Regions from separate parts of the Homo sapiens genome. Here region 1 is linked to region 2. Evidence: chromatin loops called from intact Hi-C (ENCODE). Cell type or tissue: PC-9. All regions are shown on one strand. Each heading gives the region's core, and the rest is flanking DNA. Links, peaks and the distances in the headings are about the cores only. Region 1 overlaps KMT5B (lysine methyltransferase 5B). Region 2 holds the start of MIR6753 (microRNA 6753).

Region 1 (16,400 bases), core at 4,780-8,779, 110 kb before region 2:
TGCTAGATGTTTCCCCCTTGGAGTTTTGTCAGTTTCACACTGTTTGCTGGCCCAGGTGTACTGTTTGTGGCCTTTGTTAATATCGCAAACCATTGGTTGGGAGTCAGATTGGTTTCTTAAAAAAAAAAAAAAAATGACATACGTGACAGCTCACTTTTCAGTTCATTATATGTACGAGGGTAGCAGTGTGTGGGATGAGGTTCGATACAGCGTATTTATTGCTTGTCATGTAAATTAAAAACCTTGTATTTAACTCTTTTCAATCCTTTTAGATAAAATTGTTCTTTGCAAGAATGATTGGTGCTTATTTTTTCAAAAATTTGCTGTGAACAACGTGATGACAACAAGCAACATTTATCTAATGAACTACAGCTATCTTAATTTGGTTCTTCAAGTTTTCTGTTGCACTTGTAAAATGCTACAAGGAATATTAAAAAAATCTATTCACTTTAACTTATAATAGTTTATGAAATAAAAACATGAGTCACAGCTTTTGTTCTGTGGTAACCTATAAAAAAAGTTTGTCTTTGAGATTCAATGTAAAGAACTGAAAACAATGTATATGTTGTAAATATTTGTGTGTTGTGAGAAATTTTTGTCATAAGAAATTAAAAGAACTTACCAGGAAGGTTTTTAAGTTTAGAAATATTCATGCCAATAAAATAGGAAATTATAAATATATAGTTTTAAGCACTGCATCAGTGGGAGTTCTTGGCTTATGTTAGTTTATGTTAGTTTATTATGAAAACATCAAAGATTTTTTTGACTATATTATCAGTTAAACAAAAAGGAGTCAGATTTAATTTGTTTTTTGAAGCACTTTGAGAAATTAATTTTAATTAACTTAATGAGCAAATTTTTATTACTACTTTATGTTCAATACCAGGTTCTTTTCATTTCTCTGGATTATTTTGCAAATCATTGGACAGAGAATTTGGGAATATAAATCTGTAACAGGTGTTTGACACCAGTAGGTCTCTTTATTTCTGGGAAATGTGTACCTGTACTTTCTGATATACAGTGTTCCTAAGTAAAAATCAATTCAGGGGATTTGTATAGTGTCTATAGGAAAGTAGCCCATGTCTTGAAATATGAAAAGGAATCTGAAGGTCATGAAAAGTCCAGTGGAGAAAATCTCAATGCTTACTGTTACTACTAATTGATTCCTACTAGTTTCCAGGTTTGGGGGGATATTGTTTCAATGACGCTCCTTAAGACTGTTGATTGCCCATAGGTTCCAAATAGAAATTAAGACTCATGAACATTTTTAGAAAGTAGATTGTTTTCTCCTGGTTCTCTAAGGAACTACTTCTGCAGTCTTACATAGTCTCATCCTTGTTTGTTGTGGTGCAGTCGAACTCCTCAGGCGTTTGGAAAGCATGTGGTAGACCTTCTTCCACACCCACCCATACCCCCGTTCACTGCGTCTGGAGGTCTTCAACAGTGAAGTAGGGCAGCCCACACAGCCTCTCAGGAGCACCTGTCCGAGGCACCCGGAGCACTTTGCAGAGCACGTCCAGCCCTCATGGGGTCCCTGCATAGAAATGTGAACCCCTGCCACTGAGGAAGATGAAGGTAGACCCTGTGTCTGGAGGTGCTGGAGGGCAGCGGGTCACCTCTTGTATTCCCACCTTAGTTTGGGGTGTTTTGAAGAGGTTCAGAGACTAAATCTTAAACCTTATTTGAATACCAACGATAGCTATTTTGGGAATTTCGATCTTAAAAAGTGACAAAACACATTTCCCATTTTCATTTTTCAGCTGAATTTTAGTAACTTATTTTTGATGTTTTAATTTTATCATGGCCTCCTCTTTGGAGGCCAACCTTCCCATGGGTCTCAAAGCAGTGACATTTGGTAGTAAATCACTGCCTCTCAGGAGTCGGTATGCACAAGCACTCAGCAGCCACTGTTGATGCCTTCTAGGGAAACCTAATTTCCGTTGGTAAAGGTAGGGGCCTCGGAACTGTTCCGGATCTGCTGTAGAACTTCACCGTGTGGAATGGTGACAGCCACACACCGTTGACCAGTTTAGAAGAGGTTGCATTCAATAAAACTCTTAGCTTGAGCTTATGCAATGATTGGTTAAGATTTTGGCATTGTAAGAATTAGGAGATGATCATAGAAATATATGTAAAGTATTCAATTTTCAATCATTTTCAAATTACTGTTATAAATTGTTTTTGCTGAGTTGTAATACTTTTGAGATACAATGTATTCCTTGTACTGAAAGAATGAAAAAGGACTTTTTCAGCATTTGAGGTAAGTTCTTTAACGTTTCATTAAAAACATTTTTTACAAATATTTTGTACATGCACTTGCAGTATTGAGGTTAATCATTTTAATAAATTCGGAAATTAAAACAATTTGGCCGGTGTTCACTGTATCTGAAAAGAAAAAAAAAAGATCAAAGTGGTGACTTTCTCCACAAAATTTTCATGTAAAACAATTTGTAAAATCAATTTCTAAAGCTTTTCAATACCTGTGAGTGTTGAGTTCTCTGGGCCCTGGTCTCTTGTGTCTGGTGCCACTCATTTTTAAGAGAAGAGAGGGTAAACATACATTCTTCTTTTAGTAGGGAGACTAAACTACATACCTTCCTAGTCCTTGAACCCAAGAAATGTTTGCCCTCAACATGGAGCACAATAACATCGAAGGCTTTTGCAACCCAAATGCATTAATAGTTCCTGATTACTTGGAGTTGTTTTTTTCCCCCCTCTCCGTATTGGTCAAAGTTAGCATACTCATGACTGGCCTGGGTCCTTTTTTCACCCATTTACTGTTGAAATATGACTGTACAGGAGAGAGGAAACCTGCAACATCTGAGTATCCCTGAGCAAGCTGCTTAATCTCCACATCTCTTTCCTGGCACCCAGCATCATTCTGTGCCGGAGATCAGTGTGGACGCCTGGTCCCGTCATCAGTTAAGTTTCTGGTTGAGCTGCATTCACTCATGAGGATAATCTGGGTGAGTGCTGCACACACGGGACTAGTCAAGTATTGATTATTGATTTTTCCTAATTGATTGAAGTATCCACCCAAACTTGGGTTCCCAGTATAGAAAAAGGCTAAGCGTGGCATGTCTGTTAAGTACTTAGGAGTCTTGTTCAGCATCTCAGGTTTTCTCTCTACTCTTCCAATAGCCAATGGTAGCTAACTTGCCGGGAGCCCTTGTGTGACTCGTTTCTCAAATGTCAACTTTCTGTCACTGACCTGCTGCACCGTTGCGTACTCTGCTGCAGAACCCAGTCGCACCCAGAGCAGAGTACAAGCAAGTTGCCAGCTCCAGGGCACTCCCTGTGACTATGGCACGTGTGACCCTCGCATGCAAAGGAAGGTGAGGTTTACTCCCTCCCTGATGTCCTAGAGCACATGGGCATTACTTGTGTTTGCTAATGATAGAGCCCAGGGGAAAAGGAAATTTATTGATTTAGAGACGGAGTCTCACTCTGTTGCCCAGGCTGAAGTGCAGTGGCACAATCTTGACTCACTGCAACCTCCACCTCCCAGGTTCAAGCGGTTCTCCTGCATCAGCCTCCCAAGTAGCTGGGACTACAGGCGCCCGCCACCATGCTGGGTTAATTTTTGTATTTTTGGTAGAGATGGAGTTTAACCATGTTGGCCAGGCTGGTCTTGAACTCCTGACCTCAAGTGATCTGCCCATCTCAGCCTCCCAAAGTGCTGGGATTACAGGCATGAGCCACCATGCCCGGCTGAAAAGTAAATTTGGATTCTTCCAAAAGGGTACCAGGGATTGCTAGGGGCAGTGTGTGTGAATGGCCAAGACTGGGAAAGGGGGTCGCTCACTAACACTGCCTCCACCATCTGCCACTTATTTTCTCCCAGGCCGTTAAGCTTAACACATATTCATGGAAACTGTTGTAAAGCTGCTAATCTGGAGGACAGAAGACAGACGCAGGCCCGTAGAGATTGCTTTGGTAATGTTCTGAAAAAGCCAGATCTGTTGCCAGATCCCGCGTCCTCCTTGCCAGGTTTGTGGGGTTTTCAGCTGACTTGCAGTAAACAGTGACTTAGGTCTTTTTGGGGCAGCCCACCTTGTTGAGTCTACTCTGGCTGAAGGGAGGCAGAGCGCTGCTGGGCCTGCTCAGGCACACCAGACCGCTGGAACCAGTGTGAGGCCCTGAGCAGCTGGGGCCCAGTGTGGCAGGAGTGAAGGTGCACTTCCGTGTTGTTTGAGCACCTAGTACGTTCTTGGGGTTTGGAGCAGGGAACAAGATTTGAATCTTCAATGTGGGGTAAAATCAAAGCCATGAGAGTGGGTGTCTTGGTCTCTTTGTACTGCTATCACAATATCACAGACTGGGCAATTTAGAACCAATAGACGTTTGTTTGGTTCATGGTTCTGGAGGCTGGGAAGTTCAAGATGGAGGGGCCGATTCTGGCGAGGAAGACCTTTCTGCTGCATCGTCCCGTGCTGCAGAGAGGGGAAGGGGCTTGACTTCTATTGGGAGCCCACTCCCACGATAATGGCATTAATCCATTCATTCATGAGGCAGGGCCTTCATGACCGAATTGCCTCTTAGACCCCACTTCTCAACACACTGTTGCACTGGGGGCTGAGTTTCCAGCATGAACCTGGGGCCATGCTCAGACCACAGCAGTGAGCTAGCCTAGGGAGCTGGCTGAGGGCAGCCCCTGCACCCACCCTCACTGAGGCCTGGGGGCGGCAGGAAAGGCTGCTCCCCCGCTGTTGGTCCTCGACTTCGGAGAGCTGAGCTTAGGTCAGTGCTTCAAGGAAGAGCCGGATGGGTTGAGAGGGTGGAGGCAAAGTTTGTGAAGGAGGAACGAGAGAGGATGACCACTGGGAAGGGAGGAGGTTCATTTCATTAATAGGAGACCCAAGTTGAATCTTGGAGGCGGGGAGCTTGCATAGTAAGTGTGTTCTGAGAAAGAAAGTGAAGGAGTTACTTGGAGTAGGGCCTCAGGGGGGTCTTCAGAGAGTAGATCCGTCTTCCTTCCAGGAGGAAAAGAGGATTTGGGATGTGGTGAGGGAGCCAGTCCAGAGTGAGGTTTTCTCTTGTCTGGTAAGTAGGAGGCAGATGAGAGTGAAGACAGGAGGGCCAGGAGGTTTGAGGAGTAAGAAGGAGGTTTGAAATTGAGAATGGGAAAGCATGCTGACTGTAGAAACCTAGTTATCATTCATTAAAGAAATATCTACTCATCACTTTCAAGGTACCAGGTCAGTGTCCTGAGCCCAGGCTGGTGGCCAGCACTTCCCTGCACAGGTGTGAGCCTCTCAGGCACACGTGGGCCTTTACCCAGGTGGAGACCACAGAAGACAGCAGGGCTGGGGGCCCTAGGGTTCAGGTTGGCAGGAGAAGGGGTTGCATGAGAAGCCGTGCATACCTGCAGGTTAGGGAAGAAAAGGCAAGTCTGTGAGCTGAGTGGGTCACTAGACAGGTGAAGGTGGAGGTGTTTGAATCCTGGAGGCTCCCTGTGGGCAGAGGACTGCCAAGCATTGGAGCAGTAAGCAAGTGTGGAGGGCAGGCGGAGAACAGGCGCTCAGAGCTCTGGAGGGGCCACACTTTCCTGTGAGAACAAGGTCCTAGTCGGGACCCTGGTAGTGGAGTGGTCACAGTTGTGAGAAATCATGGCATGGGTCACCCAAGAGGATGGCAGACAACCTTCATGGTGGGCCTCCAGTGGACTTCCAGTGAGTGCAGGCTTCTGGGGCTCAGGGAACAAAGCAACATGCCTTGGGGGGCTACCACACTCCATACAGGGAGCCATACAGAAACTGGGCCTGTGGGGAAACGAACGGGGAATACCCCACTCAGGGTGGTGGTGCTCTGGGGCCTTAATAAACAAGGAAATCGGCCTGCCTGAGATTGTGCAGCTGGTGGCAAGTGACAGAGGCAGACATTAACCCCAGGCTCCAAGGCACCAGCTTGTTTTTTGTTTTTGTTTTGTTTTTTTGAGACAGGGTTTCACTCTGTCACCCGGGCTGGAGTACGGTGGTGTGACCATGCCTCACTGTAGCCTTGACCTCCCAGACCTGAGCAATCCTCCTGCCTCAGCCTCCTGCTGAGTAGCTGGAACAACAGGTGCGCACCACCATGCCCCACTAATTTTTTTACTTTTTGTAGAAACGGGCTTCTCCCTATATTGCCCAGGCTCATCTCAAATATCTAGAGAGCACAGGTAAGGACCACAGAGCTGCCAGTGTTCCAGAGACCCCCAGCCCCAGCTGCGCAGCCCCACCTTTGCCAGGGTGATTCTGAAAGTCTCTGTCTCCTCGGCATTCCTGTGGGTCTACTTGGGAGGCTGAGGCTGGAGGATCACTTGAGCCCAGGAGTCCAGCCTGGGCAACATAGCAAGACCGATCCATCTCTTTAAAAGAAAAAAAAGGCCGGGCACGGTGGCTCACGCCTGTAATCCCAGCACTTTGGGAGGCCGAGGCAGGCAGATCATGAGGTCAGGAGATCGAGACCAAACTGGCTAACACGGTGAAACCCTGTCTCTACTAAAAATACAAAAAATTAGCCAGGTGTGGTGGCACACGCCTGCAGTCCCAGCTACTTGGGAGGCTGAGGCAGGAGAATCGCTTGAACTTGGGAGGCGGAGGTTCCAGTGAGCCGAGATCACGCCACTGCACTCCAGCCTGGTGACAGAGCGAGACTCTGTCTCAAAAAAAAAAAAAAAAAAAAAAGAATCCCTATGGGCGAAAAATAGGAATCATTGCTTTCTACCCACTTTCCATGCAGTTATGTGGGGCCAGGAGAAGTCTGTCTAAAGATTATGCCCCAGATAAGTGGGGTGATCCACGCCCACTGTCAAATATGCTTAGGGAGCTTGAAAAGTGGGAGAGGTGCCACTGCCCAAAGCACGGGCTCCTAGGAAGCCACAGGTGTTTGCTGGCCCTCAGGCACTCCATGGGGGCAGGCCTCTTGTTATCTGAAAGGGTGAGTCAAACTGGAGGGGAGCGGAGCATGCCTAGAGACAGCAAAGGAAGTCCGAGGTTTCCTCCAGCCAGGCAGGCTGCTGGACTTGACGATTAGTGTTTTTTTCGTTTTGTTTTGTTTTTCCTGTCTTTCTTTCTTTTTTTTTTTTTTTTGAGACAAGGTCTTGCTTTGTTGCCCAAGATTGGAGTGCAGTGGTGAAATCTTGGCTCACTGCAGCCTCGACCTCCTGGGTTCAGGCGATCCTCCCACCTCAGTCTCCCAAGTAGCTGGGACCACAGGCACAGACCACCACACCCAGCTAATTTTCTGTATTTTTAGTAGAGATGGGGGTGGGGGCCGGGGTCTCACCATGTTCCCTAGGCTGGTCTTGAACTCGTGACCTCAAGTGATCCACCCACCTCGGCCTCTCAAACTTCTGGGATTACAGGTGTGAGCCAGCATGCCCAGCCTGGACTTGGTGATTTTAATAGCGACTTGACAGAAATGTCATCCGGGGCAAAGGAATAACTGCATTTGATGAGGAGAAGGTTTCTTGTGTTATTCTCTAAATTATTACTGTGATTCCCCTCAGGACAAGTGTTTTCTCTCATGGGGCAGAGGCTGGAAGCTATAATTACATGAATGGGAAGCAGGGTTCTATTTACCGAAAGGCAATTTACATCTCATAAGCACGTCTGCAAAGCACGTTACACTTTTGCCACTCTTCATGAGTGTGGTTACTCCCTGAGCAGCAGGCCGGGGTCAGGTAATTTTGATTTCATCACACCAGCCTCAGTGGGGATGGCAAGTTGAGCACTGATAGAACGTGACTGGAAGCTACAGGCCAGGAGTCTTGGACTTAGCTGTTCTCCAGAGTGACTCTTCTTTTTCCTTTTTTTTTTTTTTTTTTTTTTTGAGACAGAGTCTCACTCTGTCGCCCAGGCTGGAGTGCAGTGGCACGATCTTGGCTCATTGCAACCTCCACCTCCTGGGTTCAAGCGATTCTCATGCCTCAACCTCCCGAGTAGCTGGAATTACAGGCGCCTGCCACTACACCCGGCTAATTTTTATGCTTTTAGTAGAGAAAGGGTTTCACCGTGTTGGCCAGGCTGGTCTCAAACTCCTGACCTCAAGTGATCCACCCACCTTGGCCTCTCAAAGTGCTGGGATTACAGGTGTGAGCCACTGCGCCCGGCCCAGAGTGACTCTTCTATACACAAAACTCTAATTTCCTCCTCTTGCTAGTCAAACCATGTTTTTCTTCTGCGGTAAGCGGCAAGCTGGGGAGGCTGAGCTAGGTGTGGTGGCACATGACTGTCATCCAAGTGGACCAGAGTTGACTCAGGCACCCACTTGGCCTGGGGCAAGGTTGGGGGGCACCTGCCCTGCCTCACTTGTTCCCAAACCTCAGATTTGTAACTTGTAAAGCAGAGGGAGTGAAAGCGCTCTGGGTTTGTTGAGGATTCAGCAGGAGAGTGCCCATCGTGCCCTTCACATGGGTCTGGCACCCAAGTCAGTTGGTACCCGTGTCCTGCCTCAACAGTCTGTGGGTGCACCCCAGACACCTCATGCGCCCTGCTCTGCCCCTAACCTCTGCCCTCCTCAGCTGACACCTGCTCAAACTGCCTTCATTACAACCTTCTCCAGCTCAGCTGCGTACTCAGACGATCCTGGATCCCGGTTCTATTTTCCCCTGGCTGATGCCCCTCTGTCAGTCAGGCCGCCTCTGTTTACCCGAAACCTCCGCTCCACCCCCGGGCCTCTCCTCCTTCCAAGGCAGTCTCTCTGCAGTCAGCTGCTCCCCTGACAGCCTTCCCTATTTGAGTGCCGAATAACGGCTGGTCACTCAAAAGGCACAGGGGATATGGGGGTGATTGAAACCCACTCCTTTCCCTCCAGGGAAACACACACGAACATCAGTAAAATGTGGTAATTGCCAGGATGCATGTGTGGAAGAAGCGTGGCAGGAGGACCAAGGAGAGTGCCCCCTGTTTCTGCTGGGGAACCAAGCAAAGCAGGCTTCATGGAGGAGGTAAAATTAAGAAGGGTCCTGAGAGATGAATAGGAGTTCATAAGCCCAAAGGGCAGAGGCGGTGGACACCTGCAAAGTCCTGGAGACATGGAAGGACAGGGTGTCTTATGGAAAGGAGGGTGAGAAGTTCAGCGTGGCCAGTCCAGAAAGTTTAAAAGGGGATGATAGCTGGCCGGACGTGGTGGCTCATGCCTATAATCCCAGCACTTTGGGAGGCTGAGGCGGGTAGGAGATCGAGACCATCCTGGCTAACATGGTGAAACCCTGTCTCTACTAAAAATACAAAAAATTTGCCAGGCGTGGTGGCGGCCGCCTGTAGTCCCAGCTCCTCAGGAGGCTGAGGCAAGAGAATGGTGTGAACCCGGCAGGCGGAGCTTACAGTGAGCCCAGATCGTGTACTCCAGCCTGGGCGACAAAGCGAGACTCCACCTCAAAAAACAAAAAAAAGGGATGATAGCTGAGGACCATTGACCTTAGGAGATGGGGGCATCTGCCTCTAGGTGAGGGCCCTGATCAGCACCCTAGGGGCACATTCTGTCTTCACCACCTCCTGATTTTGCAGCGTCTCCTATCTGAGCCTTAGTTTCTGCTCTGTAAAATGGAGATGATAATAGTACCCAACTCACTAAGGATGAAATAAAACAGCAAAAGATGCGTGAGCACCACGTCGGGTGCGTGGTAAGCATTCGGTAACTGTTAGCAGCTTTTGTTATTTCCTGGAATCTAATAGCAAAGCCTGTACTTTTCTACTGGCTTCAACTAATCAGCCCCAGCCCCAGCCCAGCCCTCCAACTTCCTCCTGGCCCCCAGCCCCAAGTGTGGCCCAACCATTCCAGGGCTGGGTGTCTTCCCAGAGCAGAGAGATCCAGGCCTCCCACTGTACAGAGAGGCAGGGACAGTGACTTGCTTGGGGACACACAGTGAGCAGGAGCAGGGGTAGCCCGGGCTTGAACCCAGGGCAGTAGCTGCCCTTCCCTGACTGTTGGCTGTGGCAGGCAGTGCCCCGGAAGGGCTGCTCTGGGCTTTGAGCCAGCAGCAGCCCAGCCAGCAAGGAGGTGGCCGCTATTGACAGATGATAACACGTGTTTGTTTAGCTAGAGCCACTCACCAAAGGGGCGTTCAACTCCCTGCAGCAGGGAGCTGAGCTTGAGGCCAGAGTCTTTCTGCCCTTCCTCACTGACACCCACAAGGGCTGCTCTGGCCTTAGAGATCGCCTGGCTGGAAACTCACAACTGTGTGTCTCCTGGATGTTTGGGAACATGAAAATCCAACAAGGTTCCACATCGCTGCTCCTGGGCGGAGTAGCCCGAGGCTCCAAGTGGGACAGCAGTCCCCAGTGTCCCCCAGCCTACCAGCTCTACCACATGGGGTGCTCCAGGCTGGGGACCCCTGGGAGGCCCTGAGGAGTGGTGGCTTGAAGAAGTGGGGGTGCTGCTGGTCGGTGGTCTCAGCGCTCCCCTGGGTTATGAAGGTCTTTGCACTTGCTTCTCCCTCTGCCTGGGACCCCCTCTTTGCCCCACCCGCTCAGGTCTCTTTGTAGATGTCACCTCCCAAATCTTCCCTCACCCCTCACTGCCATCCCGGGGCTTCCCTCCCCTTAGCCCTGAGCCCTCCAGCCACATGGAGTCCTTGGAGCCAATGTCAGGCTGATGGGGAAGGAGCTTCTTCTCTGGGAAAGCAGCCCCCAGAGACTCCAGCCTCCATAATGCGGCAGGATTCAGGTCACCCTGAAGTCAAAACCTCAGGTTGCCAGCCGCTGTCAGAGCCCCTGGGCCAGTCCAGACCCCTCCCACCTGCGGAAGCATGGAGCCCAGGAGGCCATGTTGGGCAAACAGGCTGTGCCCAGACAGTGCCCCAAGACCAACTCATCACACCCAGTGAGTCCTGGCAGAGAAGGAGCCAGAAGCCGGGGACAGAGCTTTCTCTGGGTTGGGCAAACGACGTGGTGTGAGGTCTGAGCAGCGTCTGGCTTCAACCTGCTGCTGCCACAGGCTGTGTGCCAAGAGAGGTCAGGGGACTGGCAAGAAACGAACTGTCCTCGGGCTGGCCCTCTGCCTACTTCCTGGTATAGAACACCCCGCCCCGGGGGTTCCCACGCGGCCCTGAGGGCTGGGCCCCAACAGCACAAAGCTCAAAAACCCAGCCTCCCAAGGCGGGCGGATCACCTGAGGTCAGGAGTTCAAGACCAGCCTGCCCAACATGGCAAAACCCCGTCTCTACTAAAAATACAAAAAATTTGCTGAGTGTGGTGGTGGGCACCTGTAATCCCAGCTACTTGGGAGGCTGAGGCAGGAGAATCACTTGAACCCAGGAGGCGGAGGTTGCAGTGAGCCAAGATCGCGCCATTGCACTCCAGCCTGGGTGACAGAGTGAGACTTCGTCTCAAAAAAAAACACAAAATACCAGCCTCATCCAGCTTAAAGGGCCAGCCTCCCCCGACTGCCTTTGCACAGCCAAGAAATACAGAGAGGGAAACTGAGGCTCAGTGACGGGCCAAGCGTGTGTGTCAGGCAGGGGCAGAGCTGGCACGAGGCCCCATCTCTCCTCCAGACGAGAAGGGAAAGTGTGCTTTGGTCGGGGAGTAGTGCTGCAGGCTCAAAAGAAGGAATGAGAGAGAGAGGCTCAGGGTGCCCACTGACGGGCCTGGTAGGGAGATGGGGCCTGATGCGGCCCCATCCTGAAGCTGCCCCTCCCACCCCCAGTGGGGCAGCCAGGTTAGCACGTGACCCCTTGGCTGGCAGACACGCAGAACAGGGCTGTCCTGGAGATGAGCCAGGTGTGACCCATACCCCCATACCAGACAGCATTCTGGGCATTGAGTCACAGACCTGAGGTTCCCAGTCATTAGGTCAGGTGAACAGACTGCAGTAAGGGTGACAGCGTGTTACTGACCACATGGCTTCCAAAGGCCGTGGTGTCAGCCGGGTTCAGAGGGGTCCTGTTGAGAGAAGCTGACCTTGGACTCTGGCCTCCAGAAGCTGCAAAGGACTGGCCTCTTTCCCTCCTCCAGCTTCAGCCACCCCCAGACCAAGGCACTAGACGGTCCAGCTCCTACAGCCACAGCACCCTGGGGCTGTCTTCAGGGAAACTCACCCCAAGATTCCATGCATTCATTCACTCACTCATTCATTTATGCTCTGTTTGCTGAGCCTCCACTCTGTACCATGATCTACACGGGGCACACCTTGGGCATCAGGGAATTCCCTCTCCTTGCCCTCAGGTTGTCCCAGTCTGACCGAGGAGACAGACAGACAGACACACACACACACACACACACACACACACACACCATACACACCATACACACCATACACACCACACACACACACTATGGTTGGGGCTTTGATGAGTACAACGTAGGGGATGGAGTACACAGAGAAGTTGTGTGTGTGTGTGTGTGTGTGTGTGTGTCTTCCTGGGGTCAGGGGAGGGTTATAGGCACAGCAGAGAAGACTTCTGGGAGGAAGTGTCCTTCGAGCTGGGTTTTGAGGGAGAAAGAAGAGTTGGGCCACAGTGGTGAGGAAGTGTCCTGCGGCCTTCAACACTGCCTCAGCAACTTTGGAAGTAGAGCCCCCCTCCCACATCCTTCACCCCCACCTTACTCACTCACAACAGCCTTATTTCCTGGGCTGAGAGCTGAGGCCTCAGACATGGCCCACAACCTCACACTAACTCGTTTACAACTAGAACAGCACTACTTTAACAAGACACTGATGATGTTTTATGTGTTTTTATTTTATTTTATTTTATTTTATTTTTTTTTTTTTTGAGACGGAGTCTTTCTCTGTCGCCCAGGCTGGAGTGCAGTGGTACAATCTTGGCTCACTGCAAGCTCTGCCTCCCGGGTTCACGCCATTCTCCTGCCTCAGCCTCCCAAATGGCTGGGACTACAGGCGCCCGTCACCACGCCTGGCTAATTTTTTTGTATTTTTAGTAGAGACGGGGTTTCACCGTGTTAGCCAGGGTGGTCTCGATCTCCTGACCTCGTGATCTGCCTGCCTCGGCCTCCCAGAGTGCTGGGATTACAGGCATGAGCCACCGCGCCCAGCCCGCCTGGCTATTTTTAGTTATTTATGTATCGTGAGTCAGGGTCTCATTCTGTTGCCTAGGCTGGGGTGCAGTGGCATGACCATGGCTCATTGGAGCCTCAACCTCCAGGGCTCAGGTGATCGTCCCACCTCAGCTTCCCAAGAAGCTGGGACCACAGGCATGTGCCACCATGCCTGGGTAATTTTTGTATTTTCTGTAGAGATGGGATTTTGCCATATTACCCAGGGTGGACTGATGATGTTTTTAAAAGAAGATAGGCTGGTGCGGTGGCTCACGCCTGTATTCCCAACACTTTGAGAGGCCGAGGTGGGTGGATCACGAGGTCAGGAGAGTGAGACCTCCTGGCCAACATGGTGAAACCCCGTCTCTACTAAAAATACAAAAATTAGCGGGGTGTGGTGGCGTGCGTCTTTAGTCCCAGCTACTAGGGAGGCTGAGGCAAGAGAATCACTTGAACCCATGGGGCGGAGAGGAGCCGAGATCGCGCCACTGCACTCCAGCCTGAGCGACAGAGTGAGACTCTGTCTAAAAATAAATAAATACATAAAAAATAAAAGAAGATAAAGAGGAGTTTTTGGTGGACTTGTAGAATTCAGGGTCTGGGATCACACAGACCTAGGTTTGAGCATAGATTCAGCCACTTATTGGCTGAAACGTTTGTCTTTCTGAGCCTCCGTTTCTTCATCTGTGAAATGGGTGCTCATGAAGCTTTGGCAAGGCTGAAGTGAAGTGACTCATCAGATGTGTCCAACATAGTGCCTGGCCTTGGGTCAGCTCTCCATAAGGCCCTGATCTTGGCTGTTAGAGAGTTTCCTGAGACAGAGGCTGGGCCGGGCACTTGCTGTTTGGAGAAGGGGAGGAGACATTATTCTCGCTTCTCCAAGAGAACATTCCATCCTCAACTGTCTCTCACACTCTGAGCTCCAGCCTGTACCTGCCACCTCCCCAGACTCCATCCAGCTCCTGCTGCCAAGGTGAGGAAGAAAGGATGGCCACCATCAGCAGGGCTGGCGACAGTGGGGCCTGCGTTTCCCCGTCCGGGTCATTCACTACTTCTGACTCCTAGAGTCCATTACCCCCTCTTTGGAAAGGTCACCTCCCCATTCTCAGTTCATGTGGCTCAGGGAGGAGAGGCCTTTTCTGACCCCAGCCTACTCCATGGCTGGCCTATGAGAGGGCGCACCCCCCGGGCACTGCGACTGGTCAGGGATGAACATATCACCAAGCCTGGCCAATGAGATGCAGCCTGGGGACTTCAGCTGGGACCCTGAGGCAAGGTGACCTCTCTCCACTGGGGTAGCCTCATGGGCAGCAATGGAGCTGGCCTGAAGCTGCAGACCACCATATTGCTGTCGCAGGAGAGAGGCTGCCAGGGAGGAAGCTGGACCGCCAGACGTGCGTCTGCAAGCCCAGGTGCCTCAACCTGCAGCCCAGAGAAAACCTCCAGGCCTCTGCCAACCTGCCCCGGTGCAGCAAGAGTCCAGCCTGGGCAAGGGGATTCGGAGGCTTGAGCTCGGGCCCCAGGCCAGCCCCAGCACTGATCTGCGCAGGACCCAGGGCCAAGCACTGCCTTGTTCTGAACTTCTGTCAACAGCAGGCCCTGTCCCTGCCCTGTGGAGTGCACAGGGCTGACAAGGCCCAGGCAAGGAGACAAGGTGGACAGGTGAGGGCCATGGCAGTCCCCTACTCCACAGGGCAGCAGCCCCAGGAGAGGGAGGGGAGGCAGGCTGGCCCACCCTGCTCCCCTCACCCTGCCATGCCAGTCCCTGACCGGCATCCTGGCCTCCCACAGGGCACTGACCCACAGCCAGGGAGAAACAGACGAGCTGGAAGCTTCACACTCCTGGGTTTGAATTCGCACCCCACCACCTCCCAACTGTGTGATTTGGGGCAAATGACATCACCTCTTTGAGCCTCACTTTCCTCATCTGCTACCAGGAAATGGAAAGAGCGCCTCATCGGCCATCGCCGCAGGCACTGGGCTTGTGTGTCCCCGATGTCGCCCTGGTTTATCTCCACGTCCCCATGAGAGACGCCACCACTGCCTGTTCCAAATGAGGAAACAGGAAAATGAGACTCAGGCACATGAAGCGACCAAAAAACCACAAACCCACAGAACTGGCAGAGCCGGGCTCGCACCCCCAGCTTTCCTGTTCTAAAGCCAGTCCTGCCTCAGCCTCCTGGGGCCTGGCACCCGGTGAGTGCTTGGCACAGGGGCTTGGCACCGGTGAGTGCTTGGCAAATGCTGGCTATTATCCTAGAAGGACATTTCTTGGGGTAGGAGGCCCTGGCTGCTTGTTGAGCTGCCCCACACCTGGTGTCCCTTCTGCAATGTGGAATTCCCCATTGAGGGGGTCTTGTTGAGCGCGGGGACCAGAGCCTTGTTCCTCCATTCCCCAGCCTCTAGAGCTCAGGCCTATAGGCCCAGCTGCTTTGCCTTAACACCTCTGCCTCATCAAGGTTCAGTTGGGAAAATGGCATTTCAAGCAGGAAAGGACTGAACACGGGGAATTTGAGGCTTGCAAAACCTTCCAAAGAGCTGAGGGGCAGCCACACCTGGTCCAGAAGTTAGGATTTGTAGCCTGGCATGGTGGTGCACGCCTGTGGTCCCAGCTACTCAAGAGGCTGGGGCAGGAGGACTGCTTGAGCCTGGGAGGTCAAGGCTGCAATGAGCCATGATTGCACCACTGCACTCCAGCCTGGGTGACAGAAAGAGACCCTGTCTTAAGAAAAAGAAAGAAAAGAAACTAGGACTGGAGGAATTGCAGGAGCATGCACCACTCGGAGGGGGGCTGGTCAGCCCCAGGAGACCCCCAGAAGTCACTGGCAAAGTGTCACATCTGGCAAAGCCCACCCCTGCCTGCCACTGCACCTCCCCACAGCCTTCCAGGTGTCAGGCAAATGCCCGTGACTGACAGGCTGTAACCCAGAACCCTGCTGCAGGGGCTTCAAGGAAACGTGGCTGTCAGGCTTCCAGCCCCTGCAGCCCCCTGCAGCCACAGAGCAGGGAAAATGGTGCTGAGTGTCCAAGGCCCTCAGCCCTAAGAGGACTGCAAAGTGCCCTGCACTGACCTGGCACACAGGTGCCCCCAATGCAATGCCGCCTCCTGCTCCTCATGCGTGTGGTCCTGGGCAGGTTGCCAAATTGCTCTGTGCCTGCCTCCTTGTCTGCAAAATCAAGATAATAATAACCCCCACCCCACAGGGCTAATGTGAGTATTCTTTGTGATAATCCATGTAGGAAGTTTGGCACAGGGGCCTGGCACCCAGTGAGAGCTCAACAAATACTGGCTGTTATTGTCTTAGAGGACATTTCTCGGGGTAGGAATCCCTGGCTGCTTGTTTAGCTGCCCTGCATCTGGTGCCCCTTCTGCAATGAGGAATTCCCCACTGAGGGGGTCTTGTTGAGCATGGGGAC
Region 2 (4,000 bases), core at 1-4,000:
CAGATCTTCCTGGACAGCCTCAGAAGGAGCCACTCCTGCTGACAACACCTCATCATCTTTTATTTTTTTAAGATACAAGGGCTTGCTATGTTGCCCAGGCTGGTCTCGAACTCCTGGACTCCAGAGATCCTCCTCCCACCACAGCCTCCCAAAGTGCTGAGATCACAGGCATCAGCCAGTGCCCCCGGCCCCTGCTGACACCTTGGTCTTGGACTTCCAGCCTCCAGGACTGTGGGACCGTGTCTGCCCCTTAAGCCAGTAGCCGGTGGCACTTTGTTACAGCTTCCCTGGCAAACACGCTGCCCCGACGGCTGGTGCTTTGAGCTGGCAGCATTCTATCTGCCACGGGCCTCCAGGTGATGCTCTAGCTGCACCAGCCTCTGCCCACGTGCAGGGGAATCCTGTTGGGGCCCAGATCCAGCCCCAGGACACTGGCCCTGCAGAAGCAGCAAACCCCCCAGTGCCCCCAGTGACACTGAGTGGGGGCCCGGCCCATAGCATGGGTGTGATGTGGTGGAGCCCATGTCGGGAGGGGACTTGGTCACAGGACAGGGAGGGGCCCTGCCTCATCCAGTGGGCAAGAGTCAGGGTGCTTGGGCCCCCAACGGCCTGTGTGGGTGGATCACGTGAGGTCGGGGGTTCAAGACCAGCCTGACCAACATGGTGAAACCCCATCTCTACTAAAAATATGAAATTAGCCAGGCGTGGTGGTGCGTGCCTGTAATCCCAGCTACTTGGGAGGCTGAGGCAGGAGAATCGCTTGAACCTGGGAGGCGGAGGTTTCAGTGAGCCGAGATCATGCCATTGCACTCCAGCCTGGGCAACTGAGCAAGACTCTATCTCAAAAAAAAAAAAAAAGCTGTGCAACCAAAGCAACCACACCAAAGGCTGCCCCTGGCTCCAGCTTGCAGTCTCCAACAGTCACTAAGCTTCCCAACATTCCTCTGAGGTTTGCGCTATTATTTCCATTTTGCAGGTGAGGCAGCTGAGGCTCAGAGAAGCTAAGAAATGTCTCAAAGTAGGCGAGATGGGCTTCCAACCTGGGCCATGCCCACCGCACAGCCTCTGTTCTTTGCACAAGCCCGTGCCGGCTCCCTTGTAAACTCAACAAGGGGGAGTTGGCTGGGGGCCGACATAAAGCCTCACACTGGCTGCAGAGCCCAACAGCCCCTTGAGAGTGATGGGATGTGTGCCCCTCATCCCAGGAGGGCAGGCCAGGCCCAGGATGGAGATACCTCCCCCTCAGGCTCACACCCACCCAGTGGGGCAGCTGAGCCTCCCAGGACACGGGTAAGGATGCCGTGGCTCTCACCGGGGTTGACCTCCTGGTAGCGGCCCACGCCGTAGGCATCCACGATGCCCTGGAAGCTGGCCGTGAAGCGGTTGGTGCGGATGAGTGTGGGGGGCATGTCCCGGCAGGGGATGCGGTGAGCCACGGCACTCACTCCCTCCTCCATCTGGGTGCCAGGGCAGAGACAGACCAGAACGGTGGCGGGGGCCTTCAGGGACCCTGGGATCTCCAGCCAGGCCCAGCTGGAGATGTAGAGCCCTGTGGGGGCTCACTGGGCAGCCCCTTCCCCTCTCTCTGACGTGAGATGATCAGCCCTGCTCTGCCCTGGTGGGGGCCCAAAGACACCACATGGATTGGCAATTGCTTGGGAAAGGCAAGCATGCTGCCTCCTAGGGACGGCCCAGGAGAAGGAGCCCAGCCTCACCCGCAAGCACCTGCTGTGCGCGGCGGGTGACCCCCGGAGGCAGGGGCATCACACCGGTTCCACAGACCATGAGCAGGCCTAAGGTCACAGGGGGGCCTGGATTGGAATGAGGCTTCTGACTTTAAAACTATCCTGTGCAGCCTCCAGGGACTTAGGAAAGTCAGGGTAGGGCTTGCTGGGCCAGGGCCATCAGGGCAGACTCCCTGGAAGCGGTGGGCCATGGAGGAGGCTGGGAGGAGAAGGAGCCCCTAGGCAAAGCCCAGGTGCAGGGAGCCAGAGGCTGGAAGTGAGGCAGAAACGCCCCGGCCTGGTAGGAGGGGCGGGCGGAGAGGGGGCGAGGCCTCAGGCTGCTCACCGAGCTGTCCCGCAGGGCCTCCTGCAGGGCGGGCAGGTCTCGCACAGAGCACCAGGCCTCGGCAATGAGGCACTTGTGCGTGGTGCTCACGCTGCACTGGTTCAGGGCCAGGTACACGGCCTTCATCTTGTGGACCTGCACCTGCCCTGGCGGCAGCAGCTGCAGCACCCGGCCTAGCACCTGGCTCAGGAACCGCTCTGTCTCCCCGAGGACCTGCGCCAGAGTGGGCAGTCAGCGGGGGCTGGGCAGGCAGGTGGGGTGGCTGGGCCGGGGGCACCCACCTCCTGCACCCACCTCCTGGAGGCCAGGCCAGGGCACCCACCTCCTGCACCCACCTCCTGGAGGCCAGGCCAGGGCACCCACCTCCTGCACCCACCTCCGGGAGGCCGGGGGCACCCACCTCCTACACCCGCCTCCGGAAGGCCGGGGGCACCCACCTCCTGCAGCTCCTGGCTCTGCTGTTGCAGCTGCTGCAGGGCCCCGAGGCGGGCCTCCTCCTGCTGCAGAAACGGGAAGACGTGGCAGTGGAAGCTGGAGGGAGGATGCGCTGCGTGAGGGGCCAGAAGGACACAGCTACGAGACTCTGAGTCTGAAGGGAGCTCATGGGGAGGAGTCACGATAGGGCGGGCTGGGAGGTGACAGCAGGGGCCTGGGGAGCAGGGCGGTGGGGCGGGTGTTCCCAGTGACTCACCAGTCCGTGATCTTGCGGATCTTCTGTCCGATCTGCTCACCCCAGTAGGAGATGAGGAAGGTCATCCACGTGGCTGGCTCGCCCTGCAGAGCAGGCTCAGCTGACTCTGGGGTCCCGCTCTGCCCAGGACCCCCCAGCCCAGCGCCAGCTGCTCACCGTCACGGGGTGCTCCAGCGGCTGCTCCAGCTCCCTGAAGCTGGCAATGAGGAAGCCGCGGCAGGCCCTCCAGAGCAGGCGCTCTAGGGCAGGGGCCTTGTGGGGCTCCACGGCACCTGCCACAAAGCTGGCGGCCACGGGGCTGGGCAGGGCTGCTCCAACCTCCTGCCCTGCCTCCCCCACCAGGCCCCCCGGGCAGGACCCTGCCCAGCACGGGCAATCGGGCAATTGGGCACACTGGCCCTGCCCACAGGGGAAGGCAGGAGGCCTCCCGGGCAGGACCAGAAGAGGAGAACCCCCTAGGGCTAGGGCTTGGGACTGTGGGAAGTTCCGGGCCTGAAGGAGGAGGCGGGGCCAGCCTGGGGAGAGCACTGGACAAGGAGTCGGAGCTCAGCCTGGCCCAGCCCAGCGACTGGCCAGGGGTTCTGGGCTGGCCAGAAAGGGCATGAGGTCATCCCTCACTCACTTGACCCTCAGGTCCTGGTGCGGCCCCCCGGGGGCCTGGAGCAGGGGCGTCCTCTCTGAGGCCCCATCTGTGTGGGCGGCTGCCAGCTAGGAACCCAGAAGCACCATGAGCCCTAGGCTGGACAGCCCCTCCCCAGCCCCCCAGTCTCCTGCCTGGGTGGGAGCTGACCTGAGGTTCATGGCCCTGGCGTAGCACGGCGGCGTGGAGCTGCAGCTGGTGCAGCTGGGCCCGCAGGGCCTGCTGGTTGCCCCGCACATCCCGCAGCTCCTGGGCCAGGCGCTCCGTCTCCTCCTGGATGCGCAGCAGGTCCCGGGGTGGGGGTGCCGGCAGCCTCCCCTTTGGCGGGGGCAGGACCAGCCCAGCCCGCCGCACCTCCTCCTGCAGGAAGGCTGGGCGCAGAGGAACGGGAGTGGGGTGCAGTTGAGGTTGTCTCAACAGTTGAGGGCCCCACCTGCTGCCCCAAACTCCATCGGCCACCAGCTGCTGGATTCACCAGGTGGAGGTGGCCAGAAAATCCCGGCCAAACTTTCATCCAGAAGCTGTGCTCCCCTCCCTGAGCTCAGGTCTGGGCTCACTCTCCCTCCCCAGTCCCTTGGCCACCACTCAGAAGAGGGCCT

The links. Hi-C counts contacts between places; a loop is a spot of excess contacts. Peaks named below come from ENCODE experiments on the same cell type or tissue, not always from the same donor. Only the 100,000 strongest peaks of a DNase experiment are listed, where the experiment ranks them.
Region 1: it touches region 2 in a loop (1.8-fold over the local background); 1 of 110 quality-filtered maps calls a loop at or near these places.

What each region holds. Positions count from the first base shown.
Region 1 is chr11:68,140,827-68,157,226 of GRCh38, reverse strand. KMT5B (lysine methyltransferase 5B) reads left to right here. Exons shown (of 11, transcript NM_017635.5): 11 at 1-2,364. Among named protein-coding and RNA genes, the nearest start is that of CHKA-DT, 27 kb to the right of the region's middle. In PC-9, for the core only: no CTCF peak of the experiment used is centred there; DNase peaks (open chromatin) are centred at 6,906 and 8,188; H3K27ac peaks cover 1,890 bases.
Region 2 is chr11:68,042,415-68,046,414 of GRCh38, reverse strand. It overlaps TCIRG1 (T cell immune regulator 1, ATPase H+ transporting V0 subunit a3), which reads right to left. Exons shown (of 20, transcript NM_006019.4): 4 at 3,552-3,772; 5 at 3,384-3,469; 6 at 2,918-3,044; 7 at 2,762-2,844; 8 at 2,508-2,601; 9 at 2,071-2,283; 10 at 1,313-1,457. It overlaps MIR6753 (microRNA 6753), which reads right to left and starts at 1,621; the gene lies at 1,458-1,621. In PC-9, for the core only: a CTCF peak has its summit at 1,701 (motif pointing left); a DNase peak (open chromatin) is centred at 2,754; H3K4me3 peaks cover 326 bases; H3K27ac peaks cover 725 bases.